Regions from separate parts of the Homo sapiens genome. Here region 2 is linked to region 1. The links are chromatin loops, found by intact Hi-C in ENCODE. Cell type or tissue: Caco-2. All regions are shown on one strand. Links, peaks and the distances in the headings refer to the core of each region. The heading gives the core; the rest is flanking DNA. Region 1 overlaps BARX2 (BARX homeobox 2). Region 2 has its middle 110 kb from the start of LINC01395.

Region 1 (16,779 bases), core at 4,663-7,162:
GGAGTCAGGGAAGGCCATGGTGGGAAGATGACCCTTCTGCAGGTAAGCACCCCCACGCAGAGGAGAGCCTGGAGAAGGTACGGGACAAGCACCCCAGCCCCAGAACCAGCACAGGCAAAGCCCTAAAGGCCGAATGAGCATGGGTTGAAAGACCAGCAGAAAGGCAGAGTAGGCAAGGGCAGAAGTCACAGGAGAGAAAACTGGGAAGAGATCTGTTGGAGCCCGATTACGCAGGGCCCTGTAGGTCAGGGCAAATCACTTGGATTTTATTCAAAATGTGATTTTTAAAAAAGCCATTGGCAAGATGTGAGCTGAGGGAGGACATGATCTGACTGATGTCTTAAATGATCCCTAAGGAGGTTGGACTGCAGGGGCCAGGGTGGGAGCAGAGAAACCAGTGAGGAGGCCAGTAGACCAGAGGCAGCAGCTACAGCAGTGAGAGGGGGTGCATTTTATAGTTAAGGTTGAGAGGACTTGTTGAAGGACTGAATGTCAGGTATGAGAGAGAGAGTTGCCAGGAGAGGCCTGACGTTTTGGTCTTAGCAACTGGAGGAAGGATGGTGCCCTTTACCAAGATGGGAAAGACTGGGCAAAAAGCAGGATTAAGTGAGAAAACCATGATTTCTGTGTTAGGTAAGTTGCTATTAGACATCTTGCACATGTTGAGGAGTCAGTCAGATAGAGGTTGGGTTAGAGACACAATTCCTGGGAGTCTATGTGGCATATTGGACCATGGGATTGCATGAGATCACCAAGGGAGTGGGTGGAATAAAAAAATGAAGAAATACAAGGGCTGAACTCTGGGGCACGCCAACATCTCAGGTCACAGAGAGGAAGACGAGCCGGCCAAAGACACTGAGGAGGGGACAGAGAAGCAGTAGGAAAGCCCATGTCCCTTGGCATCCCCAAATCTAGATGATACTTCTGCATTGTTCACATTTTGCACAGGTGCGTATCTTTTTTTTAAAATTTTTTAAAAAGGAAAGTTACATTAAATGAGTTATAAGTTTCATTCCCATTCTAAAGTTTAATTTTATGTTCAGTTTGTCAAAAAGAATAATCTTTCATTGACCCTTGATCCCAAGGAGTGGTTAAAACTTCTTCTAAAAGCTAGGCAAAGAAAATCAGTCTAGAAATCCCAGAAATTGAGTATAAAATGTGTTTAGTTTTATGACACTTCTAGTAAAACAAACATTGTGGGTGTTCTCCTGGGAAAGGGGGGCTCTTTAGCCCATTCAGAATCCAAAGGTCTAGAGAATTTTCTCGCTTTATGTCAATTTTCTCCCTTTATGTCAAAAGATGTTTGGGTTCTTGAATCACATTCATTCTTTTAAAAGAAACATCATTTAATGTGGAGAAATAGTAGTCTTTTCAACAAATGAGGCTGGGTGTGGTGGCTCACACCTGTAATCCTAGCACTTTGGGAGGCCGAGGTGGGCAGATTACTTGAGGTCAGGAGTTCGAGACAAGCCTGGCCAATATGACGAAAGCCCGTCTTTACTAGAAATACAAAAATTAGCTGGTGTGGTGGCACGCACCTGTAATCCCAGCTACTTGTGAGGCTGAGTCATAAGAATCCCTTGAACCCGGGAGGCGGAGGTTGCAGTGAGCTGAGATCATGCCACTGCACTCATAACACTCCATTTCAAAAAATAAATAATAAGTAAAATAAAAATTTTTAAAAATAATTGCTTAAAAAAATGGTGCTGGAGCAATTGGACATCCAGATGCAAAAAATAAAAATAAAAATAAAAATAAATAAAATAATAAGAGCCTTGACCTCATAAATTATTTTAAAAATTCACTCAAAATGGATCATAGACCTTCAGTAGAAACACAAACCTATAAAATTTTTAGAAAGAAACATTAGAGAAAAATCTCTGTGACACTGGGTTAGGTAGAGAATTCTTAGCCATGACACCAAAAGCATGATGCATAAAATAAAAAGGCAAAAAACTGGTCTTCATCAAAATTAACAATTTTTGCTCTGTAAAAGATACTGTTAAGAAAATGAAAAAAGCTGCAGACTGTGAGACCTGACAAATCTCACACCTGACAAATGATTTTTACCCGGAATATATAAAGAACTCTCAAAGTTTGACAATTAAAAAATAACCCTATAACAACGTGCCAAAGTTTTGAAAAGACACTTTACCAAAGAGGTTCTACATATGGCAAATTAGCACATGAAAAGATTCTAATGAAGGAAATGCAAATTAAAAACCACAGAGAGGTACTGTTACACAGCTGCTAGAACAGTTGACGTTTTTAATGAACTGACAATATCAAGTGCTGGTGAGGATGTGGAGCAACTGGAACTCTCCTTCATTGCTGGCGAGAATGCAAACTGGTACGGCCTCTTTGGAAAGAGAATTAGTAGTTTCTTATAAAGTTAAACAAACGCTTACCATTTGACCTAGCAAAACCCCCCAGATATTAACCCAAGTGAAAAGAGAACACAAAACCCTGTATACAGATGTTTATAGCAGAATTATTAGTAATTATCAAAAACTAGAAACAATCCAAATGTCCCTCATTTGGGGATGGATAAACAAAAACTGGTACAGACACACAACGAAATACTACTCAGAAATATAAAGCAATAAAACGATTGATGCACACTGGGAGGCCGAGGTGGTAGATCTCTTGAGGCCAGGACTTTGAGACCAGCCTGGCCAACATGGCGAAACCCTGTCTCTACTAAAAATACAAAAGTTAGTCGGGCGTGGTGGTGCGTGCTTATAATACGAGCTACTTAGGAGGCTGTGGCATGAGAATTGCTGGAACCCGGGAAGTGAAGGTTGCAGAGAGCAGAGATCATGCCACTGCACTCCAGCCTGGGCGACAGAGCAAGACTCTGTTTCAAAAAAATAAAACAAAACAAAAAACTTGATGAATAGTGGATGAATCTCAAATGACTATGCTTAAGTGAAAGAGGCCAGACTCAAAAGGCTATATGATTCTATTATAGGACATTACAGGAAAGGCATAACTAGGAATAGAGAATAGACTGCCAGAGGTTAAGGGTCGGGGAAGAGCTTAACCACAAAGGGGAAGCACAGGAGAACTGGCTGGGACTGGAGGAGATGCCAGGGGAGGTGCTAAGATTGTTTTGTATCTTAACCACGGTGGTGGTTATATAATTTTTTGCATTTGTCAAAACTTGCTCTTCTACCAAAATAGTGAATTTTTACTAAATATAAATTAAAAGGAAATTTCAAAAAAAATTAAAATGTTACACACATTTGCTACAAAATAAATTTAAAACAATTCAAAACTACATAAAGTAGAAGACTCCCCTCACTGCTTTCAACCCCAAATCTTAGAGATAAACTTACAGAATTGTTCCTATGTACATATATATATATGACCTAAATCCAGTAATATGTATATTAATCTATTGAAACATATAGTTACAAAATGGTTATTTTACAAAATATAAGTATGTCACATTTTTTCTGAATGGATAGCCAAAAACCCTAACACCATATATTGACTAGTTCAGTGACTTAAAATGGCAGGGTTAAGATACAGTAAATTCCCAAAGAAATGAAGTTGGGAATTTTTGCTCATCAGAATTCTGGGAGTCTCCTGGGGAATTTCCATCAGCAGAATTCCGGGAATATCCCGCTCTCCAGAAAAGCAGCCAACTGGGGAAAAAAACTACCCTTCCCAAGGGCTGCCCTCTGTGGAGGTGGTCACAAATTGGGAACACAATGTATGGGGGGCAGGGAATGGTGGGGGAAGAGAAAGTTAGAAAACCACGAAGACCAGAGAGATGGGGACACATTTTTAGAGGCTGCCGTGAGTTTGCACCTTGCAGGAGAGTGAAGGCTATTTAGACAAGATTTCTGGAAAATATTTTAGGGAGTATACTTTGTGAAATCCATGAATATACTCCTTTAGGAACAAGTAAAATAAAGATCTTCATATTCAAGGCTTCCACAGTCAGATTTCTGATTTACATCCACTAGGCCATATGGGGCCCTAGAAATAGTTGGGTTATATTATGTATACATGGGTCTATTCCCAGATTTTGTCCTGTTCTACTGAACTAATATATGATCCTATTATAGGATCACTCCACTTTAATGATTGTGGGGTTTTAGGGAGTTTTCTTATCTGGTAGAACGAGTCCCCCCTTTATTTTGCTTACAGAATTTTCTTGGCTATTGACATTAATTTATTTTTCCAGTTGAACTTCCGTTTTTTTTCCTTAGAGACAGGGTCTCCCTCTGCCACCCAGGCTGGAGTACAGTGGTGCAATCATAGGTCACTGTAACCTTGAACTCCTAGGTTCAAACAATCCTCCTGTCTCAGCCTCCCAAGTAGCTGGGACTACAGGCACATGCTACCACACTCTGCTAATTTTTTTTTAGAGGCAGGGTCTCCCTGTGTTGCCCAGGCTGGTCTCAAACACTTGACCTCAAGTGATCCTTCCACCTCAGCCTCCCAAAGTGCTGGGATTACAAGTGTGAGCCACCATGCCCGGCCTCCAGTTGAACTTTAGAAATCAACTTGTTAGACTCTAAAGAAAGCAAGTCCCATTAAAAACTTGATTAGAGTTACACTAACCTTATAGATTAATTTATAGAAATGATTCTACTGATGATCCTATCCTTTAGTAGGCTGAAAAGCAATTGCTGGTTATTTAAAAATGACTTCCAGAGATTTGGGCAATTTGGTTCCATAAAGCTTAAACCTAATGAAAAATCTTCATGAAAAAAAAAAAAAAACACAACTTCTAATAAATAATAGTGACTTAAAGCAACATCCTAATCACCAAAGTCCATTGTTTCAGCAATCTTGACCCAACGTTCTGATGCAAATTCCGCTCTAAGAGTGTACTCTTCCCCACTGGCTGAGAGCGCCCCCGTGAAGTTGGAGGCGCACACACAAAGCTGCCGTGATGCTGAGAAACATTTCAGGATCTTAAAAGGATCACCATTGTCAACAAATAGAATCGCAATGAGGCACTGTCTTGAGCTCTTGGTATTTGATATGTGTCTCTAAAGTTCAGAAGAACAGGCACGGCTGGAATGGGAGTTGGTGGGTAATGTGTGTGCTACAAACCACTGGATCTCTCCGAAAAGCAAGCCCATGGGGAGCAGAAAAGTGAGACAAAATATACTTGAGCCAGCTGCTTGCTGTCTTTTCTAATTTTAATATATGACTTGATTTCCAACAAAGTAGCATTGACCCAGAGCTTTAATTTCACAAAGCGCTTGCATTCCAACATTTCCTACTCTTGCAAAAAAGTACTGTGAAATAAATCCCACCATAAATCTGTATTTTGACTAAAAATCAAACCCAGGTTTTAAAAACAGTGCCAAATTATAAATTAATGCATACATTAGGAGACACTTTGGTTACTGAGAAGACAGATAACGTACAACTCTTAAGTATGTCTTTCTCTTTCCTGAGAATTATCACAATGTGAAAACGTTGACTGGGGACAGCTGCCCTGCTACCCTAGATCATTTACATACACTTGTGAAATTCAAGCACATTATCTGCTACTGACAGTGTGATGACTGTAATAAACCAAAGACATTGTTTAAACACACAGTTTTAGTTGACAGAAGGAGCATAAACATGACCCCATTGAACACATTTTCTAATAGTTGTTTTTCTTCAACCAATCCTCTTAGCCAATGTTTCCCTCTGGGATGGAGATCACATAACTGTGCATATCATTTACCTAGAAATACTTCCCTGCCAAATGTTCGGCCTTTTTGAGAATCTGTTTTTGGATTCTGGAAAACCTGAGTACATGAGTGGTTGGTGGGTGCCGGAGACATCCTGGGAGCTTGGGGAGATGTGGAACATTTGGTAGGCTAAACAGAGTATTTTCAGTCATGCTGGTTCTGAAAGCTGTCAGTGAACTCGTGCATGTGAACATGCTTGGGCCAGGCATGTACCCACTCCAGGGTTGCTGGTTCTTGGCACAGCTCCTCCATCTAAGTCCTCCTTCATGGCAGAAGCCAGGTCCCCGCAGCTACAGCCATACTTGAACCTCAGGGCAAAATCCCCCAAGTACAGTTTCTGCCCTCACACACCTCCTGTGGGCTTCTCTTCTATTCTTCCAACATTCTAGTCCCCACATTGACTCTCCACACCCACATTTCCAGTTTACACAAGCAAAGGCCAAAGGTCTGAATGGATAAGAATTTCTAAGCTGCCTGCTTGACTGATTTACATTGCAGGAATGTGTGACCTATATATACACAGAAAGCTTCAGAGGGACATAAACAACGCACACACAAAGACACTGGTCCAGAAGTATGCAGATAACCTGGAAGATGTACGCCATGGATAACTGGGCAGCTATAGCTGAGTTTCCTAGAAAAAAAACATAAAATCACCCACACCGAAGTATTCCCCTAAGCTCCCGTTCCTACCAACTGGCTGGTAGTTTGAGGTAGTGGAAAAAATAAGGCCTCTATTCCTGACTCACACAGTGAGCAGGTTACCAAGTCTTTCTTGATTTCAATGTCCTATAAAGTTAGGCCAATAACAGTTCTCCCTCCTGGATTATCGTGAGGATTAACGGCATTAATGTATGTGAAGTGCCCAGGGGGCACTTGGTTCCCTTTCTTTCTCTCCCTTCACTTAGTTTCATAATGCTCAGTGATTGAGCCAAATTAAAGTAGATTAATTTTCTTATCAAGAAAGCACACCTACTTGTGAAGCATGCATACGTATCTTCTTATCATCTGTGCATTCACATGCAAAGCAAGATTCAGCAGTAGCAGAGTCGGCCAGTTTCTCTTTGCTCAATGGAAGTCTTCCAATGCCCTTGCAGCCATATACCGAGACTGACAGCAACCAGGGAGCTCAGAGAAGTCAGAGGAAGGGCTCACCTGGCTGGACATCTTCCTAAAACTACCAACACTCCCCAAATAGTTACTTGGGTTTAGTAGATCTGTTAAAAAAAAAAAAATCCACAGAAAAGTTTGAGGGTCCCAAGGCACAGCCCTTCTCAAGGTTAGTAACAGGCAAGGAAGGATGGAGTTGGGGGTCACAAGACAGAACCAAAGCCAATTTCTAAAAACTGCAGGCAGCGGGGCCAGGTGTGGTGGCTCACGCCTATAATCCCAGCACTTTGGGAGGCTGAGGTGGGAGGATCACCTGAGGTCAGGAGTTCAAGACCAGCCTGGCCAACCAACATGGTGAAACCCCATCTCTACTAGAAATACAAAAATTAGCCAGGCGTGGTGGTGCACACCTGTAATCCCAGCTACTTGTGAGGCTGAGGCAGATGAATTGCTTTAACTCGATAGATGGAGGTTGCAGTGAGCCGAGATTGTGCCACTCCACTCCAGCCTGGGCAACAGAGTGAGACTCTGTCTCAAAAAAAAAACAAAAAAAAACCAGCATGGAAAACAGATACAGGGTGGTTAAAGTAAGTTACTTTGCCCTGTCTTATGCTGAGAGCGAGCTGAGTGTTGGTGGTCACCAGATGTGAAAGTTCCATGACCGTGTCCCCATACGCATAATCTGTAAGCCTAGGAGAGAGGAGGACAGAGGGAGGGAGGAAATACAAAGAGATTCTGAGTAGCCTTTTAACTGTGATTCACCAAGTTTCTAGTCCAGCAAGAGTGAATGAAACAGATGCACTCTCTACAGATTCCAGTTTTGTGTGACTGAAGAAAACAGAAAATGTTTTAAGAGGCCAACTCAAAGGCTGACAAAATGTCTTAGCAACATTAACTACCTCATTAAAAAAAAAAAAAAAAGGAGGAAGGGCATTTTGTGAGTTAAATGTAAATGAATTAGAAACACGGAATAAATTTATTCTAAAATCCATATTAGACTACCATGATAGAGACTCTGGAATAACCCTCCAGTTAAATAAAAACTTAAGAAGTTTACAAAGGTTTAAAAATAAAGGGCAGAGAGGTGGAGTGGGGAGAAAAGATTGGGGAGATTTAGAAAAATGAAGAAAGTTTGGAAAATAAGCAAAGGACATCAGAGAGACCTTGGAAGCCTGATTGCTTCACACCTTCTTTTCATATTCTTCACTTTGCAGAGACAAGCCAAGTCTTATCACCTTATCCCTGCAATATCACTAGAAATGTAGACACCCACAAAACCACTCAGCAATGCTGGAGCTAAGTGAGATCGATTAAGCTAGCCCAACAGGTAGGTTTCTAGACTTTCTCATGCTGCCTAAAATGTCACATCACCTAATTCAGTCATCATCCAGCCCGCAGCCTCCACCACCCTTCACCTCCATTGGCCAGTTAGCACATGGACATGGTGTGGTCTTTCTCCTCCCGGCCATGCTGTTTTCCATATACACCCACACCTGCTTTCATCCATGCTTCACAAGCACTCCCTGACGGAAAGCTGCCAGGAACAGCTGCTGTTTAGTACAAAGACAGAATCACTCACTCCTACCTTCATGCACCCACACATTCTGTTTGTGTCCTGATTCACTCTTACTTAATTCAAACCTTGAATTAGGAGTTATGTTGTTTACCCATCTGTTTCTCACGAGATTGAAAACTTCTTTAGGAAAAAAATTTGAAACTCCATCTTCCTGGTGCTTAACTCCATGCTTTGTTGAATTGATTTTACCTGGAATCAGGATTTCAGGGCTAGAGATGTGGTTCTGACACCTTTGAGCTCTATGACCTTGGTCATATTTCGAAGCTTCTGTTTTCTCTTCTATAAAAAGGCAATAGTAATACTTCTCTACAAGCTTGTTGGGGGATAACATTGCAAATGAGTATGAAAGACAATGAAGAACTATTCCAAAAAAGGCACTGATTTTTTTCAATCACCCAACTTAGCAGATCCAGTGAATGTTCCATATTGTAAAGATGTCTCTATTCACTAAGAAGTCACAACACTGCTTTGTTGTGCTAACCTCATCCATCCCTCTGCCTCATAGCTTGTGCTCAATCATTTCTAGCTGACATCCTGGCATTCACAGAGGCAAAGTCCACACACAAAATTTCCTGGGAGGAATCCTCTGGTTCACTGTCATCATCATTAGGGAACTCTGTTGAACAGCTACTCAGCTCTGTGCTGACTGGTAGAGACAAGAAGAGAAGCAATTCCTGATCTCTGCCCTCAAAAAAACTAATTATTTAAAGGTAAAGAGGGAAATGAAGAAACATGTGGCAAAGGCTGAGTGGTGTAGGAAGTGTAGGAATTCTAGAGAGTACAGTGCCTGGTGACAGGGTGAGCTGTGAAAAGAGCAGGAACTGAGTTCCAAGAGGGGAAGGAAGGGATGGATTCCAGAGGCATTGTCGAGGAAAATCCAGTAGTATCTGGAAACAACCTGCAGGGTGGGGAGAAGACAGGCAGACACACAGGAAGGGGAAGACTCAAGACGCTCGAGGTGACTGCTGGATTTAGGGCCATTGAGAGAAATCTGATGTCTGCAACGTGGGAATGTTTTGGGAGAAAACATGAGGCTTACAGTTTGAAGTGACAATCACACATCCAAGTGTCAGAGACAGTCACAAGCTGATGCTCCCCAGAAGGGCTCTGAGATGAATGCATAAATTCACTCAAAACCAAAGTTGAAGGGTTGAAAGCAGAATTCATCTCCCAAGAAGAAAGATTTAAGAAACAAGAGGATGGACTGGGCGCAGTGGCTCATGCCTGTAATCCCAACACTTTGGGAGGCCAAGGTGGGAGGATCACAAGGTCAAGAGTTCGAGGCCAGCCTCACCAATATAGTGAAACCCTGTCTCTATTAAAAATACAAACATTAGCCAGGCATGGTGGCAGGCACCTGTAGTCCCAGTTACTCGGGAGGCTGAGGCAGGAGAATCGCTTGAACCTAGGAGGTGGAGGTTACAGTGAGCCAACTGCACTCCAGCCTGGGCAATAGAGTGAGACTCCATCTCAACAAAAAAAAAAAAAAGGAGAGAGAGAGAAAGAAACAGAGGATGAAGGACTGGACCTTGGAGTACATCTTCATCAACAGGGCTGGAAGAGGAAATCATCAATAGAAGAGACAGGCATTATATAGCATAAGAGGCAGCAGCACAAGCCAGAGAGTACAGGACTAGTAAAATGGCCAAAGAGAATTTCAAGAATGATAAACATTCAATGAGGTTACTCATTAGCCTTTTCACATAAGTTTTGAAACTTTCTCCCCTTCTCTGACTATGGCCCTGGAAGTGGACTATAGCCCTGGTTTAGGAATCTCCACCAGGCATGCTGGGGAGATGTGCACAATGTCAGGGCACTGGACCCAGTTACTAGAAAAAGCCACTGGAGATTACCTTTCTGCATGTGGCCCCCTGGGTCCACAGGCAAGTTCCTGATTACATGCAAAAAAATATGTAATTTTAAAAATCCAATCTGGGCCGGGTGCAGTGGCTCAAGCCCGTAATCCCAGCACTTTGGGAGGCCAAGGTGGGTGGATCAAGGGGTCAGGAGTTCGAGACCAGCTTGGCCAACATGGTGAAACCCTGTCTCTACTAATTATACAAAAATTAGCCGGGCGTGGTGGCAGGTGCCTGTAATCCCAGCTACTCGGGAGCCTGAGGCAGGAGAACTGCTTGAATCTGGGAGGCGGAGGTTGCAGTGAGCTGAGATCACGCCATTACACTCCAGCCTGGGTGACAGAGCAAGACTCCGTCTTGGGAAAAAAAAAAAAAATCCAATCTGATTTCATTCTTCTCCCTACACATTCTAATCCTGACTTAAATCTCTCTATGGCTTGACTTAGTTGCAAAGAATTAAAAACAAAGGGAGATAAAAGAGAATAAAATCTGGCTGGGCAGGGTGGCTCATGCCTGTAATCCCAGCACTTTGGGAGGCCAAGGCATGTGGATCATCTGAGGTCGGGAGTCTGAGACCAGCCTGGCCAACATGGTGAAACCCCATCTCTATTAAAAATACAAAATTAGCTAGGTGTGGTGATGGGCACCTGTAATGCCTATGACTTGGGAGGCTGAGGCAGGAGAATCACTTGAACCTGGGAGGTAGAGGTTTCCGTGAGCCGAGATGGTGCCATTGCACTCCAGTCCGGGCGAAAAGAGTGAAACTCCATCTCAAAAAAAAAAAAAAAGAGAATAAAATCCAATTCAACTAAATAAATTGTGGAATCCCTACTGTACACACAAGAGATCTACACACTAACTGGGGATAAAACAATACACGAGAAGACCATGTCCTGGCTGGACACGATGGCTCACGCCTGTAATCCCAGCACTTTGGGAGGCTGAGGCAGGAGGATCGTTTGAAGCCAGAAATTCGAGATCAACCTAGGCGACATAGTGAGACCCCATCTCAATGGAAATTTTAAAAATTAGCCAGGTGTGGTGGTGTGTGCCTGTAGTCCTAGCTACTTGGGGGGCTGAGGCAGGAGGATCACTTGAACCGAGGAGTTGGAGGAGGCAGTGAGCTACGATTGCACCATTGCACTGCAGCCTGGGTGTCAAGAGTGAGACTCTATCTCTAAAAAAAGGAAAAGGAAGAAAATTTAATTAAATAAATGCATAAAAGACAGACCAGGTCCTTGTCCAGCGTAGGGTCTAGCCAGGATGGCAGATGATTTAAAAAGCAGTAGTTCAGGTGCTATAAAGAGTGTTGAGGGGCTGGGCACAGTGGCTCATGTCTGTAAAGCTAGCACTTGGGAAAGATGAGGCAGGAGATCATTTGAAGCCAGGCAATCGAGGCCAGCCTGGACAACAGAGCAAGACCCCATCTCTAAGGGGAGGAAAAAGAGTATTCAGGAAGATCTAACCAAGTATAGGCCATCAGGATTCTCATGAAAGAGTGGCATTTAACTGACATTCTAAGAATGAGGTTAGCTGAGATTCCAATGTGATCCAAACTGAATGATATAAAGCAACAGGTAAAAGTTTAAGATATGCCAGTATAAAAGTATACAAATTTGCCAAATTATAACTGTCCAAAAAAAAAAGTAAAACCAAAAACCTGAGGAGTAGAGAAAATAGAGGAAAAGGCATTTGTGCCTCATTTCAACTTCTGATGTTGGAATTGGTTCCACAGAGTAAGGACAAGCAGGAAGAGCTCGTTGCTGGAACATGAAGGCAAGTCATTAAACCGGAGCACCTGCAAACAAACCAGTGTCTGGCAAGGCCCCCAAAATATAGTCAGTGATCGGAAGATTTCCCATTACTGTGATGACTGGCATCATACAGGCATTTCCATCAGGATGTTTCCATCTCACGCAGTCAGTTATATGACTTCTATGGAATCCCATTGATTTTCTCTTTTTGGTATTCTATTCATTTCTAATAGATGTGTATCCTTAGTGATTATGCATCCAATGCACACAGGGGTCATCAAACTATGTTACAAAAAGGATTCCAACTTTGAAGGAATCTACCTGTTGAAGTAAGGAGGAAAGGGAAGCTCTGTGTTTGATGGAAGGATTTTGTTGGATAGAATGAGAGTTCCTCTCCCTTTCTCTTTTATTTAAGCTGTTAAGAATAAATGGCAGCCAGTGCATCCCCAAACAGTTGAGGGAAAATTTTTACATGAGACATCAATATTTACTCATGTTTGAGTCTTCCTCTTGAAGACACTACTATAATAAGGGGTAACCACAGGAATAACAGCAATAAGATTTTGCAACACAATGCACATCGGTTCGCAAACCACGGTATCCAACTGGCTACCAGGACCAAAGACAGTTGCTCCCTACAGCAAGAAGGCCTTTCTCTTCCCTTGCACGGAGCCAAATCCTGTCTATGAAGGTTGAACTCTGGCCTTGACAACCCCGTTAAACTTGCTCAGCCTCTGGGCCACAGTGAGGTCTTTCTTGCTCTGAATATTCCTCATCCGTAAATGAGGGAATGAGATGATTTTGAAGGTCCCTTTTTGGTACCAAGGTACAATGATTTTATGACTAATATTACACTAGGAAACAATATGTCTCTCTAATATTTCTCAACCACATTTAAAGTTTTTGCCTTTTACTTCTATCTCCCACAGTGTTCTTCCTGTACTTTGCACAGGGTATCAACTGAACAAATATTAGTTGAATACGTGTGCAAAGAACAAAATATTAATGCATGCATATCAACTTCTCCAGCTCTGCTCAATCATCTCAGTTCACAAGGAGGTGAAGTAATAAACTATAAACTATTTACTTACCTGATATTCCCATGGGTGATCCAGACTGTAACTACGAAAGGCAAAAGACTATATTTGCACCATGCACAATTAAGACTTTGAGATTAGGTGATTTATAGCTAATAACACACTAAATAACAGAAGAGAGATTATTTTTTCTAATCCAGTCTTTGATGGATGAGGCAGAGGGCATTAAACAAAGTCACACAGAAGAAAGCTGAGGTCCGAACTAGAAACAGAGCTCAGGCCTCCAGAGGAGAGAAAACGAGTGTTCTGTTCACATCACTGTATTGCCTTTCTGGGCAAGAGCCACCAAATACTGAGTGCTTGCATGGCCTCGGGTTCTTATTTTCCTCCTTCATGTGGTCTATTTTTGGGAGAGCTTGAGTGTATCCAAGATTCACAGCTAATGATGTGATGTATTAACAGCCAATCCAAAAAGCTTCTGCTTGGAAAATTTCCCCAAATTTGGCTAATACATGTTTAGGAGGAGGGGGGAAAGGAACAGTAGACCTTGGATTGCGTTACAACCCAAAGGCCCACAACACTGACACTGATTTGTTCACTAAAAAATAATATTGATAGGCCGGGTGCAGTGGCTCATGCCTTTGTGCTCATCCCAGCACTTTGGGAGGCCGATGCAGGCGGATCACCTGAGGTCAGAAGTTAGAGAACAACCTGGCCAACATGGTGAGACCTCATTTCTACTAAAAATGCAAAAATTAGCCAGACGTGGTGGCTAATGCATGTAATCTCAGCTACTTGGGAGGCCGAGGCATGAGAATCGCTTGAACCCGGGAGGCGGAGGCTGCAGTGAGCCGAGATTGTGCCACTGCACTCCAGCCTGGACGACAGAGTGAGACTCCATCTCAAAAACAAGAATAATAATAATAATATTGCCAGTAATGCTGCACCTGTGGTGAGGGCCTCAGGAAGAGTCAACCGCCCACAAGCAGAGAGGCTCCACAAGACCTAAATCAGCCTGGTGTCTTTTAGATTCCCCCACAAGTCTCAAGGCCAAGGACAGAGGGACAAAAGGAAGGAACACTCACTGGGCACCACTAGGGGCTGGACTTTGCACATACATCCTTCACTCCACACAGAAACTATCCCATGATGAGGTCACATGTCTGAGATTTGAGCAGAAGTCTGTTGGATTCATGGCCATCCTCCTTTAAGTATATATCACGCTACCTCCCACAATTCTAAAATAAAGTCCTCACTTAATATTATAGAAAGGTTCTTGGAAACTTCGGCTTTAAGTGAAACCAATATAAGAAACCAATTTTCCCACAGGCCAATTGATATAAACAAGAGTGAAGTTCCTACAGCACGTTTCTAGCGACAAAAACATCAAACTTCCAAACAAAGGCCAAGAGATTTCTAATATGAAACACTGAAATAAATATGAACTACATAAACATTGAAGAATGATTAATAAAATGAAGTAGGGTAAGTATTTACCCAGTTTTTCCAGTTCAGGGGTGCAGGTGGCCAGAAGCTTCTCAGCAGCTCAGGGTGCCAGGCGGGGGCCGGCCCTGGACAGGACACCCCCCAACACAGGGCGCACTCACATGTACACCCACACTCACTCACACAGGGACCATGTAGGCACGCCTGTTCACCTCATGTGCGCAGCTTTGGGACATGGGAGGAAACTGAAGGACCCAGAGAAAACCCACGCAGACATGGAGAGAACGTGCAAACTCCACACGGACAGTGGCCAGGCCAAGATTAATGTTTTTCATCAACGTTATAATGAAACAACATTGAATGAAACGATGTTGTTTGAGGACTTTCTGTACAACTTACCAGAGACTTTCCTTTCTGACATTCTGTCTTCCAGGCAGTTGATGTGCATTCCAACATAGTTAAAACCTTGTAGGGTGTGTTAATAATGAGCTATGCCAGGCGTTCGTTATACTACTTGAGAATAGGCCCCCGTAATTCTCATGACAGGGTACCCAATTCCCAAAAGAAAAAGGCAGTATAAAGGATATGTTTTCATTCGTGATAGAGATCACATCAACTTCTTCCCAATAGGAAACAATATGTTTCAATGTAGAAAATTTCAAACTGTAGAAATGTATACACTAAAAAAAGCTATGTATGTTCCCACATACAGAAAAGCTAAGCAACTTCTACAAGATAAAGGAAGCCCTATTTGGAGAGGTTTCTCCCTGACTGGGAGAAAGAAGGCACTCTAGTTTCAGTGCTGGGAAGAAGAGGGCAAATAGTTGTGTTTCCTGGGGAACCGCTTGGGCTGAAATAACATGACATTCTGAAATCCATCGAATACAGAAATAATGACCCCATTACCAAGTCCAAAGAACTGAGCCAAGCCACACCCGTGGGCAGAGAACTCAGATTTACAGCCAGCTGTTCAGGTATTTTCTCATTTTCCATGAGCCATTTCCTTATTGACCACATGAGAAGCAGAGAGGCCTTTTTATAGAATTTGCAACCATTACGCCTAGAGATAGATATCAATAGTGCTTTGGGTTTCCCCTGATTAGTCAATTTACTTCCTCAGCTGGTAACAACCTACCAAATGTGGTACAAAACAAAGTGCAAAAACAAATAAATGCTTCCTCTTCTCCCTAGGTTCTAAGCTCAGGATTACAGGGTCAAAAATCATCATTCTCTCTACAGAAAGAAAAATAAGGTCAATAAGCTGCAGTGTCGAATTTTACCAAGATTATTTCAAAGCACAGAATTTTAAAGTATCTATTTTTAAACTGCAGGATCTCTTCTGCCTACTTAATAAGATGGGTACCAGAACAAGGTTTTGAAACTGCATCAGAAAATAGAAACTTACGAAAATGACAATGTAATATTTGACATATTTTATTGTATAGGCACTATTATAAACTGCAAAGGCCATACAAATGGAGGCTACTGTTATGATCTGACAGAGGAACTCTGGACTAGCACAATCCTTCGCCAAACATCTCCTCTCTTGCAGTCAGCATCGGAGAACCCAGTTCCCACACCAAGTGTAACAACCAACACAGACTCTGATTCTGCAGCAGACCTACACCCCTCCAACAGCTGTAGCGTGCTTTCATCTCTGCTATTCAGGTTTGGCACAGAAAAGAGGATTTTTGACAAAAGCAACTTTTAGGCCCTGAAAGAGAAGAGTTTAAAATGCAGTTTGCCCTGCAGGCACGCGTTCCTTTCGTTGGGCCCCAGCTCTCTTCTAGTGACCCAAGCCCACCACTCTCCATCCAGCTGCCACCTGATCCTTTCAGGAAAGATCTGCCTTCCCTCTTCACCGCACAGCTGAGAGCAGGAGATAAGAAATATTCCTGGGACGTGGCCTCCCTGTCCTGGGGAATGGAGCTGAGTCAGGGCAGAGCAGTGACCCTTCCCATCTAGCTGTGTCCATTTTATTATCCCACAACTTAGCAAAGCACTGGCAGAAGACAGGAGTGCTGTAATATCTTTTAAAATAAAAATAAAGACACTGGGCCAGGCACGGTGGCTCACACCTGTAGTCCCAGCACTTTGGGAGGCCAAGGTGGGTGGATCACGAGGTCAGGAGTTCGAGACCATCCTGGCTAACACAGTGAAACCCCATCTCTACTAAAAATATAAAAAATTAGCCGGGCGTGGTGGCGGGAGCCTGCAGTCCCAGCTACTGGGGAGGCTGAGGCAGGAGAATGGCGTGAACCCGGGAGGCGGAGCTTGCAGTGAGCTGAGATT
Region 2 (16,779 bases), core at 7,213-9,712, 75 kb before region 1:
CAACATATGCAAATCAATAAATGTAATCCAGCATATAAACAGAACCAATGACAAAAACCACATGATTATCTCAATAGATGCAGAAAAGGCCTTTGACAAAATTCAACAGCCCTTCATGCTAAAAACTCTCAATAAATTAGGTATTGATGGGACGTATCTCAAAATAATAAGAGCTATTTATGACAGACCCACAGCCAATATCATACTGAATGGGCAAAAACTGGAAGCATTCCCTTTGAAAACGGGCACAAGACAGGGATGCCCTCTCTCACCACTCCTATTCAACATAGTGTTGGAAGTTCTGGCCAGGGCAATCGGGCAGGAGAAAGAAATAAAGGGTATTCAATTAGGAAAAGAGGAAGTCAAATTGTCCCTGTTTGCAGATGACATGATTGTATATCTAGAAAACCCCATAGTCTCAGCCCAAAATCTCCTTAAGCTGATAAACAACTTCAGCAAAGTCTCAGGATACAAAATCAATGTGCAAAAATCACAAGCATTCTTATACACCAATAACAGACAAACAGAGAGCCAAATCATGAGTGAACTCACATTCACAATTGCTTCAAAGAGAATGAAATACCTAGGAATCCAACTTACAAGGGATGTGAAGGACCTCTTCAAGGAGAACTACAAACCACCGCTCAATGAAATGAAAGAGGACACAAACAAATAGCAAAACATTCCATGCTCATGGATAGGAAGAATCAATATCGTGAAAATGGCCATACTGCCCAAGGTAATTTATAGATTCAATACCATCTCCATCAAGCTACCAATGACTTTCTTCACAGAATTGGAAAAAACTACTTTAAAGTTCATATGGAACCAAAAAAGAGCCCGCGTCGCCAAGTTAATCCTAAGCCAAAAGAACAAAGCTGGAGGCATCGTGCTACCTGACTTCAAACTATACTACAAGCCTACAGTAACCAAAACAGCATGGTACTGGTACCAAAACAGAGATATAGACCAATGGAACAGAACAGAACCCTCAGAAATAATACCACACATCTACAACTATCTGATCTTTGACAAACCTGACAAAAACAAGAAATGGGGAAAGGATTCTCTATTTAATAAATGGTGCTGGGAAAACTGGCTAGCCATATGTAGAAAGCTGAAACTGGATCCCTTCCTTACACCTTATACAAAAATTAATTCAGGATGGATTAAAGACTTAAATGTAAGACCTAAAACCATAAAAACCCTAGAAGAAAACCTAGGCAATACCATTCAGGACATAGGCATGGGCAAGGACTTCATGTCTAAACCACCAAAAGCAATGGCAACCAAAGCCAAAATTGACAAATGGGATCTAATTAAACTAAAGAGCTTCTGCACAGCAAAAGAAACTACCGTCAGAGTGAACAGGCAACCTACAGAATGGGAGAAAATTTTTGCAATCTACTCATCTGACAAAGGGCTAATATCCAGAATCTACAAAGAACTCAAATTTACAAGAAACAAATAACCCCATCAGAAAGTGGGTGAAGGATATGAACAGACACTTCTCAAAAGAAGACATTTATGCAGCCAACAGACATGCTCATCATGAAGAAATGCTCATCATCACTGGCCATCAGAGAAATGCAAATCAAAACCACAATGAGATATCATCTCACACTAGTTAGAATGGCAATCATTAAAAAGTCAGGAAACAACAGGTGCTGGAGAGGATTTGGAGAAATAGGAACACTTTTACACTGTTGGTGGGACTGTAAACTAGTTCAACCATTGTGGAAGATGGTGTGGTGATTCCTCAGGGATCTAGAACTAGAAATACCATTTGACCCAGCCATCCCATTATGGGGTATATACCCAAAGGACTATAAATCATGCTGCTATAAAGACACATGCACATGTATATTTATTGCGGCACTACTCACAATAGCAAAGACTTGGAACCAAGCCAAATGTCCAACAATGATAGACTGGATTAAGAAAATGTGCACATACACACGATGGAATACTACACAGCCATAAAAAAGGATGAGTTCATGTCCTTTGTAGGGACATGGATGAAGCTGGAAACCATCATTGTCAGCAAACTATCGCAAGGACAAAAAAACCAAACACCACATGTTCTCACACATAGGTGGGAATTGAACAATGAGAACACTTGGACACAGGAAGGGGAACATCACACACTGGGGCCTGTTGTGGCGTGGGGGTGGCGGGGAGGGATAGCATTAGGAGATATACCTAATGTAAATGACGAGTTAATGGGTGCAGCACACCAACATGGCACATGTATACATATGTAACAAACCTGCACATTGTGCACATGTACCCTAGAACTTAAAGTATAATAATAAAAAATATATATATATAAAATTATACGTCATAACTAAGTGGGATTTACCCCAGGGGTGCAAGGCTAGTTCAATATTAGAAAATTAATCAATATTATCTACCATTTTAATAAAGAAGAAAAAACACATGATTATATGCAGAAAAGTATTTGACCATTTGTGACAAAACATCTCAGAAAAACACAAATAGGAACTTCCTCAACCCGATAAAGAGCATCTACAAAAACCCTACAACTAACATTTTACTTAGTGATAAAAAACTAAATACTTTCTAAGATTGAAAACAAGGCAAGGATATTTGCCCTTATCACTGCTATTCAACATAGTGCTGGATATTCTAGCCAGGCAATAAGGCAAGAAAAAAAAACAGGAATAAATATCAGAAAGGAAGAAATAAAACTGTCCCTTTTTGCAGATTACACAATTTTCTACATAGACAATCACAAAGCATCCAAAAAAACATTCCTATGTTCAGTAAGGCCAGAGAATACAAGATAAGCATATAAAAATCAATTGCATTTCTTTCTTTTTCTTTTTCTTTTTATTATTTATTTATTTATTTATTTATTTATTTATTTTTTTGAGACAGGGCAGGCTAGAGTGCAGTAGTGAGATCTCGGCTCACTGCAGCCTTTACCTCCTGGCTCAAGCAATCCTTCTGCCTCTGCCCTCTGAGTAGCTGAGCCTACAGGCCCATGCCACCGTGCCCGGCGAATTTTATTGTATTTTTAGTAGAGATGGGGTTCTGCTGTGCTGCCCAGGCTGGTCTAGAACTCTTGGATTCAAGCGATCTACCCACCTCGGCCTCCCAAAGTGCTGGGATTACAGGCATGAGTCACCACACTTGGCCCGACAAATCAGTTGTATTTCTATATACTAGTGATGACACTAAAAATGGACACCAAATTTAAAACTACAGTAACATTTTAATCACCCCAAGAAATGAAATATTTAGATGTCAGTCTAATAAAACATATGTTAAACATTAAACACTGATGAATGAAATAAAAGAAAATCTAAAAAAATGGAGAGACATTTCATGTTCATGTATTGGAGGATTCAACGTAGTAAAGATGTAAATTCTTCCTAAACTGATATACAGGTTTAACACAATTCCTATCAAAATCCCAGCAAGCTTTTGGTTTTCTTGGTAGATACTTATTAATACAAGATTATCCAAAATTTCTATGGAAAGGAAAGGAAGTAGGATAACTAAAACAACTTGGAAAAAGAACGAAGTGGAAGGAACCAGCCTACAGATGGACCCCAGCTTACAATGGTTCATGATTTTTCAACTTTACAATGTCGTTTTCAGCTGTGTATGTTAATGGTGAGTACCCATACACCATTCTGTTTTTCACTTTCAGTATGATATTCAATAAATTATGTGAGTTATTATTATAAAATAGGCTTTATAAAATTGGCTTTATGTTAGATGATTTTGTTATAAAATAGGCTTTATTATTATAATAAATAATTTTCTATTATAAAATAGGCCTTATTATTATTTGTTATTATAAAATAGGCTTTATGTTAGATGATTTTGCCCAACTTCAGGCTAGTGTAAGCATCCTGAGCACATTTAAAGTAGGCTACATTAAGTGATGTTTCATTATTATTATTATTATTATAAAATTACATTATTATATTATTATTATAAAAACACATTGAGCACATTTAATGTACTTATGTACATTAAATACATCAGTACATTAAATGTGCTCAATGTGCTTTTGGCTTACAGTATTTTCTACTTATGATGGGTCTGTTGTGATACAGTCCCATCATAAGTTGAGGAGCATCTGTACTCAATTTTAAGACTTACTATATAGCTACACAACTCAAGACTGTGGTACTAGCAGAAGGAAAGGCACTTAGATCAATGGGAAAGAATAGAGAACCCAGAAATAAGCCCATACAAATATGCTCAGCTAATTTTTGCAAAAGCAATTCAAAACAAGCAACAAATGGTTCTGAGCAATTGGAAATCCATAGGCCAAAATATGAACCTCGACCTAGGTCTTACACCTTATCCAAATTTAAATGTAAAACATAAAGTATAAAACCTTTAGAAAAAAATATAAGAAAAAATCTTGGGATAAAGAACTAGGCAAAGAGTTTGACTTGAGACCAAAAGCATGTTCCATAAAAGGAATAAAATAGATTGGGCTTCATCAAATTTAAAAACTTTTTCTCTACAAAAGATCATGTTAAAAATATGGAAAAGCATAATGTGAAAAAATATTGCAAACCACATATCTGACAAAGGACTAGTATCTAGATACTCGATAGTAAAAAAGCTAACAAGCCAATTAGAACGTAGCTAAGAGATAATTCACTTAAGAAGTTATGTAGATGACAAACAAGCACATGAAAGGATGTTTAACATAATTAACCTTAGGGAAATAAAATTACAGTGTGATATTACCACATACCTACCAGGACTGCTAAAATAAAAAATAATGACAACACCAAATACTAGCAAGAATGTGGAGAAACTGGATCATTCATACATTACTACTGAGAATGTAAAATGGAATAGTCACTCTGAAAAACAGTTTGCCAGTTTCTTAAAAGACTAAACATGCACCGACCGCATGACCCAGTAATTGCACTCCTGGGCATTTATTCCAAATAAATGTTTACTTATATTTACACAAAAACCACAAACAAATGTTTATAGCAGCTTTATTTGTAATAACCCCAAATTATAAAATCTATATGTCCTTCAACAGGTAAATGGATAAGCAAACTGTAGCACACTCATATCATGTAATAATCATGCAATAAAAAAGAACAAATTATTGATCCATGCAACATGCTGGACGAATCTCCGGAGAAATATGCTGAAAGAAAACACCAATTGCAAAAGTTTATATACTGTATGATTCCATTTATACAGCATCCTTAAAATGGCAAAATCATAGAAATGAAAAGAACAAATAAGTGATTGCCAGGGGTTAAGGATGGTGGTGGTGGCTGAAAGGAAGTGGGTGGGACTGTAAAAGAAGAATACTTGAAGGATATATGAAGGATACTTGTGATGGAAATTTTTTTGTATCCTGACTATCAGTGTCAATATCCTGGTTGTGATATTGTGATTTTGCAAAATGTTACCATTAGGGAAAACTGGGTAAAGACTACACAGAATTTCTTTGTATTATTTCTTACAACTGCATGTAAATCTACAACTCTCTCAAAATTAAAAATGTTTATTTATTAGAAAGGTTTTTTTTAATAAGTGCATGTCAAATATTAAGGGGCAGGCAAAAGGAACTTAACCTGTGCTTAGACAACAAGGAACTATGAAATAGCTTCTGTAATGATAGCACCTCTTTATTGAACACTTACTCTATGCCTGGCATTGTTCAAGTTCTTTGTATGCACTCTCTAATTTAATCCTTAAGCAATTTAGAGAGCTTATGTAACCTTGTACAAGTTCACTCAGCAAGTGGAAGAACCAGTAATTTGACCTTGGATCTATTTGATGAGAAAGCATGTGTTCTTAACCACTGTACTATGTAGCCTCCCTATTGCTGAAGCAACGGAATCTGCTGAAAAGTTATGGGTTCAGTAGTATAACCTATTGATCCTAAAAGAAGCCACATGTCCTTTCTGCATTTGCAGCTTCAGAAATACGCCTGTAAAGTTAAATCATCATTTGTTCATTCAGTCTTTCAATTCAGTGCCAGGTATTGTGTAAGGTTCTAGGCATCCAAAGATGCAGAAAAATGTATCACCTGCCTGCTTGTGTGAGGAGCTTGGACACTCCAGGGGGTGACGGACAGTGATTCCTACCTATGTGCCCATTCCTGTGGCCACACGAAGAGAGCTAAATCCAATGTCAGGGTCAAGAGAGCTCTCTGAAAGTCATTTTGTCTCCTGGTCTCAGGTCCCCCCGACAAACTTTGCAAGAGGTCCTTCTTGGAGGTGGAGGTTGTTGGGGAGGTGTGGCACCTCTGAACTTTTTCTTTCAACACTTCACACAAAAATATATACTAGTCAAGCTAAAAAACAAAAACAGAAAATTTAACTCAGGTTTACATTTAGTTCCAGGCTTGAAGTGTTCTTTAGAAATTTTCCTGACTCCAGAAACTTTTTGCATCTCTTTGTCTTCATCTTGATGGGGAAAGGGAAGAGAGAAAATGTAATATAGCGGAAAAACCATAGACTTTTTGGCTAGCCATATCTGAATTCAAATCTTGACTGCCCAATATCGCTAATGTGGTGGATAGTGGTGGATTGCTGATCTTAGCAAGCTATTTAACTTAACCGAGAATGCTTCCTCATCTGTAAAATGGGAATATTAATATTCCTCCTAGCGTTGCTGTAGCCATTCAGTATCATGTAGATAAAACATCTGGCATATGATTGGTGCTTACTAAATGGTACCTATTATTATTTTCTTCCAACATGAAATTTCTTTAAGAGAAAACAGAAAGAATATCTTTGTAACCAAAAGGTGGTAGGTAAAGGTTTCATCAACAAGACTCAGAAAGCAATAACTGTAAAAGAAATATTTGATAAATTAGACTTCATCAAAATTAAAACTACTACCCAATAAAGATACTATTTGGAAAATCTACAAACTAGATTTGCTAGACTGTAGCAAACTACAGATGAGAAGAAAATGTTTCCAGGATGCATACATCTGACAAAAGAATTATACCCCATATCTCTCTGATGGTAGAGGATCTTACAGAGTTTCAGTGGCATTACACTGAATGATTTCACTGTAAGCCCAATTTATGTAGATGGCCTGAAAATTTACATTAAGTATCTACTGAATCCAAAACGTAATCCGAAAACTCCTTATTACCTAACTCCTACTGTACATTTGTTTTCTGAGGATCTTTCTCTTCTTTTGTTTTTTCTTTTTATTGTGAAAGAAACTAGAGTTCCACTAAGGAACCTGCTTAAAATGCATACCCGAGGATTTGTTGTATCAGTTAGGGTTTGTGTTTGCAAACAGGATCCACCGTGACTAGTTTATTTAAAAAAGGAATGTTAGGAATTTGTTAAAGTATGGTAGATAGTACACAGCATTTCCAGAAAAGCCAGAGAGACATATTCTGAAGCTGAGTAGCAACCACACTCAAGAGCTTCTCCACCAAAAATATCTCTACAAATGCTGTTTGGCACCTGTAATGCCTGGAGCCAGATGCCAGAGATACTACCAGTGCCACCTCTGCTGAAACATCCACCTTCCACTAAAATGCCTACCAGTTACTTGTTCCCCCATATCTGGCCACCTCCTCACATAGCTCACTTCTTCATTCAAGTCCTAACAGCAAGGATCTGATTGATAGAACCTAGATCACATGACTGCAAAGTTAGTTGACTTCTACCTTAGAAGAGTAGTCTTAAAATATAGGAGATCTGAAAAAATACAGGAAGGATATTTTAAAATGCTGGCTGCCACGATAAGAAAGGGCTATCCATTTTACCCTTCTTGTACAACAGAGTCTAGAAAACTAAAAACATGTCTCAGATACCTTTGCAGTTATGACTCAGGATGTAATTTAGGATTCACCAATCCCATGCTCCTACGTAAGATTTGGAAGGCAGAATTGAGGTGGAGGCCATGCTTTTGTTAGTTATCTCTGTTGATTCTCCTAGCTAGTCTTGGTTGTGTTGAAGTTTGGGGTGTGTATGTGTGTAAGTGCTTTGTTTTTCTTGTTTTGGTTTTGGTTTTGATTTTTTGTTCTTTGGTTAGAGTTGGCAGGATTCCTACTATCCAATCCTTAGCTTTATTGTTGTTAAAAGGCAGAATTAGGGGAGCATATATGTTTTGCTGTTTGGATTTAGGAAGCATCATTTGATTATGGAATTTGCTATTGCATAATGGTGGCTTTCTGTGGTGTGGATGGTGGATAAAATGGTGTATTTCTAGAGTCATCATTTATAGTGGTGGATTCTTGATTCCCAATTTTCCTGCTTCTTGAAAAGGTAAGGTAAGCAGGAAGCTCCCTTCTCTGACTGGCAAGTTTAGTAGTGTCGTCCTAAAATTCATTTCTTCAGCCCTTCCAAAGATTTTCATAAGCACTAACTCCCGGTATTTAATCTCTTTCTGCTGAAAATAGATGATTTCTGTTATTTATCATTTAATCTTTTCTAACATAGGTATTAGTTCTATAAATTTCCCTTTATCTACTACTTTAGCTGCATCTCACAAAATTTGGTATGTTGAATTTTCATTTAGTTTAAAATAATTTTCTAGTTTCCTCTGTCGTCTCTTTTTTTACTCATGAGTTATTTACTTGTATGTTATTTAGTTTGCAAATATTTAGAAATTATCCTAGTGTCTTTTTGCTATTGATATCTAATTTAATTCTATTGTGGAAAGACAACATACTTGGATTTGAATTAAATGTATTGTGACTTGTTTTATGGCCTAGAATATACCTTATCTTGGTAAATGTTCTGTACATCCTTAAAAATAATGTGTAATGTGCTGCGGGCTCTATAAATGCCAATATGTCAGGATGCTAGTGTTGTTAAAGTTTTCTGTATTCTCATTGATTTTCTGTCTATATGCTCTATCAGTTATTGAAATAGGCATGTTAAAATCACTAACTATAATTGTGTATTTGTCTATTTTTCTATCAGTTTTTGTTTCCTATATGTCAATGCTATGTTATATTAAATGCATGAACATTGGGGATTGTCATGTCCTCTAATGAATGGCCTGTTTTATCATTATGAGCAAACCCTCTTTATCCCTGGTAATATTCTTTATTCTGAAATCTACTTAGTCTGTTAATAATATATTACTTTGGTTTTCCTTTAACTAGTGTTAGCATGGTATGTCTTTTTCTATTCTTTTTACTTTGAACTTAGGTGTGTCTTTGAATTTGAAGTGGGTTTCCTGTAGGCAGCATATAGTTGGATCTTGCTATTTTTTTCAATCCAATCTTAAAATCTCTGCCTTTTAATTGGGGTGGTGGAGACCATTTACATTTAATTGTTAGGCTCGAATATTTCATCCTGCTATTTGTTTTCAATTTGTTCCACTTGTGTTTATTTTTTCCTCCTGTGATGCTCTAGATTATTTTTATAGTTCCATATGAAGTTCATCTCATAATGATAAAATGGCCAGTTCAACAGAGGATATAAAAATTCTACATGTTCATGAGCCTAATAAAATAGCTGATAAACACCTACACATATATTACATTTAACTATGTATAAATACAATTTTTATATATACAGATTAAGTATTCCTAATTTAAAAATCCAAAATCCAAAATGCTCCAAAATCTACTTTTTAAGTGTCAACATGACACTCAAAAAAATGCTTATGGGAGAATTTTAGACTTCAGATTTTTGGATTATGGATGTTCAACCTGTATCATGTATATGATATGTTAATATATGTATTATTAACTATTTTAGAGATTACTTTAAGGTTTATAGTATATATCTGTAACTTATCACAGTTTATCTTCAAATAATATTATAGTACTTCACATAAAACTTACTACATAAGCCTTACTACAATATACTTCCATTTCTCTCCTCTTAGCCTTTGAGTTATTATTGTCATATGTTTTTCCTCTACACATGTTGGAAATTCTACAATGTGTTGTTATTATTATTTTTGCTTAAATAATTACTTTTTAAAAGGTTTGTAAAATGAGAAAAAATCTTTTATATTTATCCACATAGTTACCATTTCCAGTCTCCTTAATCGTTTGTGTAGATTCAAACTTTTATCTGGTATCTATACCTTTTATATACACATGCTATAAAAACCCCTATTATTATTATTGTTGTTGTTGTTGTTTTGGAGATGGGGTTTCACTCTGTTACCCAGGCTGGAGTGCAACAGTAATCATAGGTCACTGCAGCCTTGAACTCCTGAGCTCAAGCAGTCCTCTCACCTCAACAATCTGAGTAGCTGAGACTACAAGCATGCACCACGTCCAGGTAATTTTTTTATTTTTTGTAGAGATGAGGTCTCATCATGTTGCCTAGGCTGGTCTTGAACTCCTGGGCTCAAGTGATCCTCCTGCCTTAGCCTCCCAAAATGCTGGGATTACAGGTGTAAGCCACGGTGTCTGGTCTTGAATTTCTTTTGTTACCAATGCAATTCTTAATGCTTTGGTGAAGAGTGGCTTACAGGCATGATATTATTTTTATATGCATTATCAATTATCTTTTAAAGATACACAAATAAAAATTATTTTGTATTGATCCATGTAGTTACCATTTCCAGTGCTTTTCATTCCCTTGTGTAGAACCTGATTTCTGTCATTTTTCTCATTTTTCTTCTGCCTGAAGAATAAATAGGTCTGCTGGTGATAAATTCTTTCTGCTTTTGAATGTCTGAAAAAAGTCAATTTCACCTTCATTTTCGAAAGTTTTAAGGGGTGTAAAATTCTAAGTTGAAAGGGTTTTCTTTTCCTTTTGGTATTTCAAACATATTGCTCCACTGTCTTCTGGCTTACAATGTTTCCAAGAAGAAATTGGCAGTAATTATCTTTGTTCTTCTGTACAGTAATGTATCTTTTTTCCTGGCTGCTTTTCAGATTTTCTCCTTATCATGTGTTTTAATTAATTTCACAATGATGTGACTTGTGCTGTAGTGTAGTGTTCTTCATGTTTCTTAGGTTTGGGATTTGCTGAACTTGTTGGATCTGTAGACTTAACATTTTCATTAAATTTAGAACATTTTCAGCCATTATTTTTCCTTTTTTTTTTTTTTGAGACAAAGTCTTACTCTGTCACACAGGCTGGAGTGCAGTGGCCCAATCTAGGCTAACTGCAACCTGAAACCTCCGCCTCCATGGTTCAAGCAATTCTCGTGCCTCAGCCTCCCAAGTAGCTGGGACTACAGGTGTGGGTCACCACACCCAGCTATTTTTTGTATTTTTAGCAGAGATGGGGTTTCATCATGTTGGTCGGGCTGGTCTTGAAATCCTGACCTCAAGTGATCTGCCCACCTTGGCCTCCCAAAGTGCTGGGATTACAGGCATGAGCCACCACACCTGGCCATTATTTCTTAAATATTTTTTTTTCTGTTACCCACCCACTCCTTCCTTCCTTCAGGAGCTCTGATTACATATATATTGTACTGTTTAAAGTTTTTCCACAGCTCCCTGATGCTCTGTTTTTGTTTTTCAGCCTTCTCTTATGTTTCTTCTTGGATAGTTTCTATTGCCATGTCTAAATCTTTTCTTCCGCAATGTTTACTTTGCTGTTAATCTGATTTAGTGAATTTCTCATCTCAGACATTATGACTGTTATAATAATTGTTTTAACAACCTTGTCTGCTAATTTCATCATTTGTGTCATTTCTGAGTTTATTTCATTTAATTGATTTTTTATTATACTTTAAGTTCTAGGGTACATGTACACAACATGCAGGTTTGTTACATAGGTATACATGTGCCATGTTGGTTTGCTATCCCTCCCCCATCCCCCTACCCCATGACAGGCCCGGGTGTGTGATGTTCCCTGCCCTGTGTCCCTGTGTTCTTGTTGTTCAGTTCCCACCTATGAGTGAGAACATGTGGTGTTTGATTTTCTGTCCTTGTGATAGTTTGCTCAGAATGATGGTTTCCAGCTTCATCCATGTCACTACAAAGGACATGAACTCATCCTTTTTTATGGCTGCATAGTATTCTATGGTGTATATGTGCCACATTTTCTTAATCCAGTCTATCACTGATGAACATTTGGGTTGGTTCCAAATCTTTGCTATTGTGAATAGTGCCACAATAAACATACATGTGCATGTGTCTTTACAGTAGAATGATTTATAATCCTTTGGGTATATACCCAGTAATGGGGTCACTGGGTCAAATGGTATTTCTAGTTCTAGATTCTTGAGGAATTGCCACACTGTCTTCCACAGTGGTTGAACTAATTTACACTCCCACCAACAGTGTAAAAGTGTTCCTATTTCTTCACATCCTCTCCACCGTCTGTTGTTTCCTGACTTTTTAATGATCACCATTCTAACAGGTGTGAGATGGTATCTCATTGTGGTTTTGACTTGCATTTCTCTGATGACCAGTGATGATGAGCATTTTTTCATATGCCTATTGGCTGCATAAATGTCTTCTTTTGAGAAGTGTCTGTTCATATCCTTCACCCACTTTTTGATGGGGCTGTTTGTTTTTTTCTTGTAAATATGTTTAAGTTCCTTGTAGATTCTGGATATTAGCCCTTTGTCAGATGGGTAGATTGCAAAGATTTTCTCCCATTCTGTAGGTTGCCTGTTCACTCTGATGGTAGTTTCTTTCTCTGTGCAGAAGCTCTTTAGTTTAATTAGATCCCATTTGTCAATTTTGGTTTTTGTTGGAATTGCTTTTTGTGTTTTAGTCATGAAGTCTTTGCCCATGCCTATGTCCTGAATGGTATTGCCTAGGTTTTCTTCTAGGGTTTTTATGGTTTTAGGTCTTACATTTAAGTCTTTAATCCATCTTGAGTAAATTTTTGTATAAGGTGTAAGGAAGGGATCCAGTTTCAGCTTTCTACATATGGCTAGCCAGTTTTCCCAGCACCATTTATTAAATAGGGAATACTTTCCCCATTTCTTGTTTTTGTCAGGTTTGTCAAAGATCAGATGGTTGTAGATGTGTGGTGATACTTCTGAGGGCTCTATTCTGTTCCATTGGTCTATATATCAATTTTGGTACCGGTACCATGGTATTTTGGTTACTTTAGCCTCGTAGTATAGTTTAAAGTCAGGTAGCATGATGCCTCCAGCTTTGTTTTTTCGCTTAGGATTGTCTTGGCTATGTGGGCTCTTTTTTGATTCCATATGAACTATAAAGTACTTTTTTCCAATTCTGTGAAGAAAGTCAGTGGTAGCTTGATGGGGATAGCACTGAATCTATAAATTACCTTGGGCAGTATGGCCATTTTCACGATATTTATTCTTCCTATCCATGAGCGTGGAATGTTCTTCGATTTGTTCATGTCCTTTTTTATTTCATTGAGCAGTGGTTTGTAGTTCTCCTTGAAGAGGTCCTTCACATCCCTTGTAAGTTAAATTCCTAGGTATTTTATTCTCTTTGTAGTAATTGTGAATGGGGGTTCGCTCATGATTTGGCTTTCTGTTTGTCTATTATTGGTGTATAGGAATGCTTGTGATTTTTACACATTGATTTTGTGTCCTGAGACTTTGCTGAAATTGCTTATCAGCTTAAGGAGATTTTGGGCTGAGACAATGGGGTTTTCTAGATATACAATCATGTCATCTGCAAACATAGACAACTTGACTTCCTCTTTTGCTAATCGAATACCCCTTATTTCTTTCTCTTACGTGATCGCCCTAGCCAGAACTTCCAACACTATGTTGAATAGGAGTGGTGAGAGAGGGCATCCTTGTCTTGTGCCAGTTTTCAAAGGGAATGCTTCCAGTTTTTGCCCATTCAGTATAATATTGGCTGTGGGTTTGTCATAAATAGCTCTTATTATTTTGAGATACATCCAATCAATACCTAGTTTATCAAGAGTTTTTAGCATGAAGGGCCATTGAATTTTGTTGAAGGCCTTTTCTGCATCTATTGTGATAAGCATGTGGTTTCTGTTGTTGGTTCTGTTTATGTGATGGATTACATTTATTGATTTGCGTATGATGAACCAGACTTGCATCCCAGGGATGAACCCAACTTGATCATGGTGGATAAGCTTTTTCATGTGCTGCTGGATTCAGTTTGCCAGTATTTTATTGAGGACTTTTGCACTGATGTTCATCAAGGATATTGGCCTAAAATTCTCTTTTTTTGTGTATCTCTGCCAGGCTTTGGTATCAGGATGGTGCTGCCTCATAAAATGGGTTAGGGAGGATTCCCTCTTTTTCTATTGATTGAAATGGTTTCAGAAGAAATGGTACCAGGTCCTTCTCGTACCTCTAGTAGAATTCGGCTGTGAATCCGTCTGGCCCTGGACTTTTTTTAGTTGGTAGGCTAATAATTATTGCCTCAATTTTAGAACCTGTTATTGGTCTATTCAGAGATTCAACTTCTTCCTGGTTTAGTCTTGTGAGGGTGTATGTGTCCAGGAATTTATCCATTTCTTCTAGATTTTGTAGTGTATTTGCATAGAGGTGTTTATAGTATTCTCTGATGGTAGTTTGTCTTTCTGTGGGATCGGTGGTGATATTCCCTTTATCATTTTTTATTGCGTCTATTTGATTCTTCTCTCTTTTTATCTTTATTAGTCTTGCTAGCGGTCTATCCATTTTTTTGATCTTTTCAAAAAACCAGCTCCTGGATTCATTGATTTTTTGAAGGTTTTCTTTTGTGTCTCTATCTCCTTCAGTTCTGCTCTGATCTTAATTATTTCTTGTATTCAGCTAGCTTTTGAATGTGTTTGCTCTTGCTTCTCTAGTTATTTTAATTGTGATGTTAGGGTGTCGATTTTAGGTGTTTCCTGCTTTCTCTTGTGGGCATTTAGTGCTATAAATTTCCCTCTACACACTGCTTTAAATGTGTCCCATAGATTCTGGTATGTTGTGTCTTTCTTCTCATTGGTTTCAAAGAACACCTTTATTTCTGCCTTCATTTCGTGATTTACCCAGTAGTCATTCAGGAGCAGGTTGTTCAGTTGCCATGTAGTTGTGTGGTTTTGAGGGAGTTTCTTAATCCTGAGTTCTAATTTGATTGCACCGTGGTCTGAGAGACAGTTTGTTGTGATTTCTGTTCTTTTACATGTGCTGAGGACTGCTTTACTTCCAACTATGTGGTCAATTTTGGAATAAGTGCGGTGTGGTGCTGAGAAGAATGTATATTCTGTTGATTTGGGGTGGAGAGTTCTGTAGATGTCTATTTGGTCCACTTGGTGCAGAGCTGAGTTCAAGTCCTGGATATCCTTGTTAACCTTCTGTCTCGTTGATCTGTCTAATATTGACAGTGGGGTGTTAAAGTCTCCCATTATTGTTGTGTGGGAGTCTAAGTCTCTTAGTAGGCCTCTAAGGACTTGCTTTATGAATCTGGGTGCTCCTGTATTTGGTGCATGTATATTTAGGATAATTATCTCTTCTTGTTGAATTGATCCCTTTACCATTATGCAGTGGCCTTCTTTGTCTCTTTTCATCTTTGTTGGCTTAAACTACGTTTTATCAGAAACTAGGATTGCAGTCCCTACTTTTTTTTGCTTTCCATTTGCTTGGTAGATCTTCCTCCATCTCTTTATTTTGAGCCTATGTGCATCTTTACACGTGAGATGGGTCTCCTGAATACAACACACCAATGGCTCTTGACTCTTTATCCAATTTGCCAGTCTGCATCTTTTAATTGGGGCATTTAGCCCATTTACATTTAAGGTTAATATTGTTATGTTTGAATTTGATTCTGTCATTATGATGTTAGCTGGTTATTTTGCCCGTTAATTGATGCAGTTTATTCCTAGCCTCAATGGTCTTTACAATTTGGCATGTTTTTGCTGTGGCTGGTACCAGTTGTTCCTTTCCGTGTTTAATGCTTCCTTCATGAGCTCTTTTAGGGCAGGCCTGGTGGTGACAAAATCTCTCAGCATTTGCTTGTCTGTAGAGGATTTTATGTCTCCTTCACTTGTGAAGCTTAGTTTGGCTGGATATGAGATTCTGGGTTGAAAATTCTTTTCCTTAAGAATGTTGAATGTTGGCCCCCACTCTCTTCTGGCTTGTAGGGTTTCTGCTGAGAGAGCCACTGTTAGTCTGATGGGCTTCCCTTTGTGGGTAACCTGACCTTTCTCTCTGGGTGCCCTTAACATTTTTTCCTTCACTTCAACCTTGGTGTATCTGATGATTTTATGTCTTGAGGTTGCTCTTACCGAGGAGTATTTTTGTGGCGTTCTCTGTATTTCCTGAATTTGAATGTTGGCCTGCCTTGCTAGGTTAGAGAAGTTCTCCTGGATAATATCCTGAAGAGTGTTTTCTAACTTGGTTCCATTCTCCCTGTCACTTTCCGGTACACCAATCAAATGTAGATTTGGTCTTTTCACATAGTCCCATATTTCTTGGAGGCTTTAACAGTTTTTTTTTTCCACTCTTCTTTCTCTAATCTTGTCTTCTTGCTTTATTTCATTAATTTGATCTTCAGTCACTGATATCCTTTCTTCCACTTGATCAAATCAACTATTGAAGCTTGTGCATGTGTCACAAAGCTCTCATGCTGTGGTTTTCAGTTCCATCAGGTCATTTAAGGTCTTCTCTGCACTGTTTATTCTAGTTAGCCATTCATCTAACCTTTTTTTCAAGGACTTTAGCTTCCTTGCGATGGGTTAGAACATGCTCCTTTAGCTCAGAGAAGTTCGTTATTACTGACCTTCTGAAGCCTACTTCTGTCAGCTCATCAAACTCATTCTCCGTCCAGTTTTGTTCCCTTGCTGGCAAGGAGCTGCGAGCCTTTGGCGAAGAGGTGCTCTGTTTTTTGAAGTTTTCCACTTTCCTGCTCTGGTTTCTCCCCATCTTTGTGGTTTTATCTACCTTTGGTCTTTGATGTTGGTGACCTACAGATGGGGTTTTGGTGTG

The links. Peaks named below come from ENCODE experiments on the same cell type or tissue, not always from the same donor. Only the 100,000 strongest peaks of a DNase experiment are listed, where the experiment ranks them.
Region 2: it touches region 1 in a loop (5-fold over the local background); 1 of 110 quality-filtered maps calls a loop at or near these places.

Annotation. Positions count from the first base shown.
Region 1 is chr11:129,416,965-129,433,743 of GRCh38, reverse strand. All of the region lies in intron 1 of BARX2 (BARX homeobox 2), which reads right to left. Among named protein-coding and RNA genes, the nearest start is that of BARX2, 50 kb to the right of the region's middle. RefSeq lists an enhancer at 15,613-15,662. In Caco-2, for the core only: no CTCF peak of the experiment used is centred there; a DNase peak (open chromatin) is centred at 6,153.
Region 2 is chr11:129,494,453-129,511,231 of GRCh38, reverse strand. No RefSeq gene overlaps it. Among named protein-coding and RNA genes, the nearest start is that of LINC01395, 110 kb to the left of the region's middle. In Caco-2, for the core only: no CTCF peak of the experiment used is centred there; no DNase peak of the experiment used is centred there.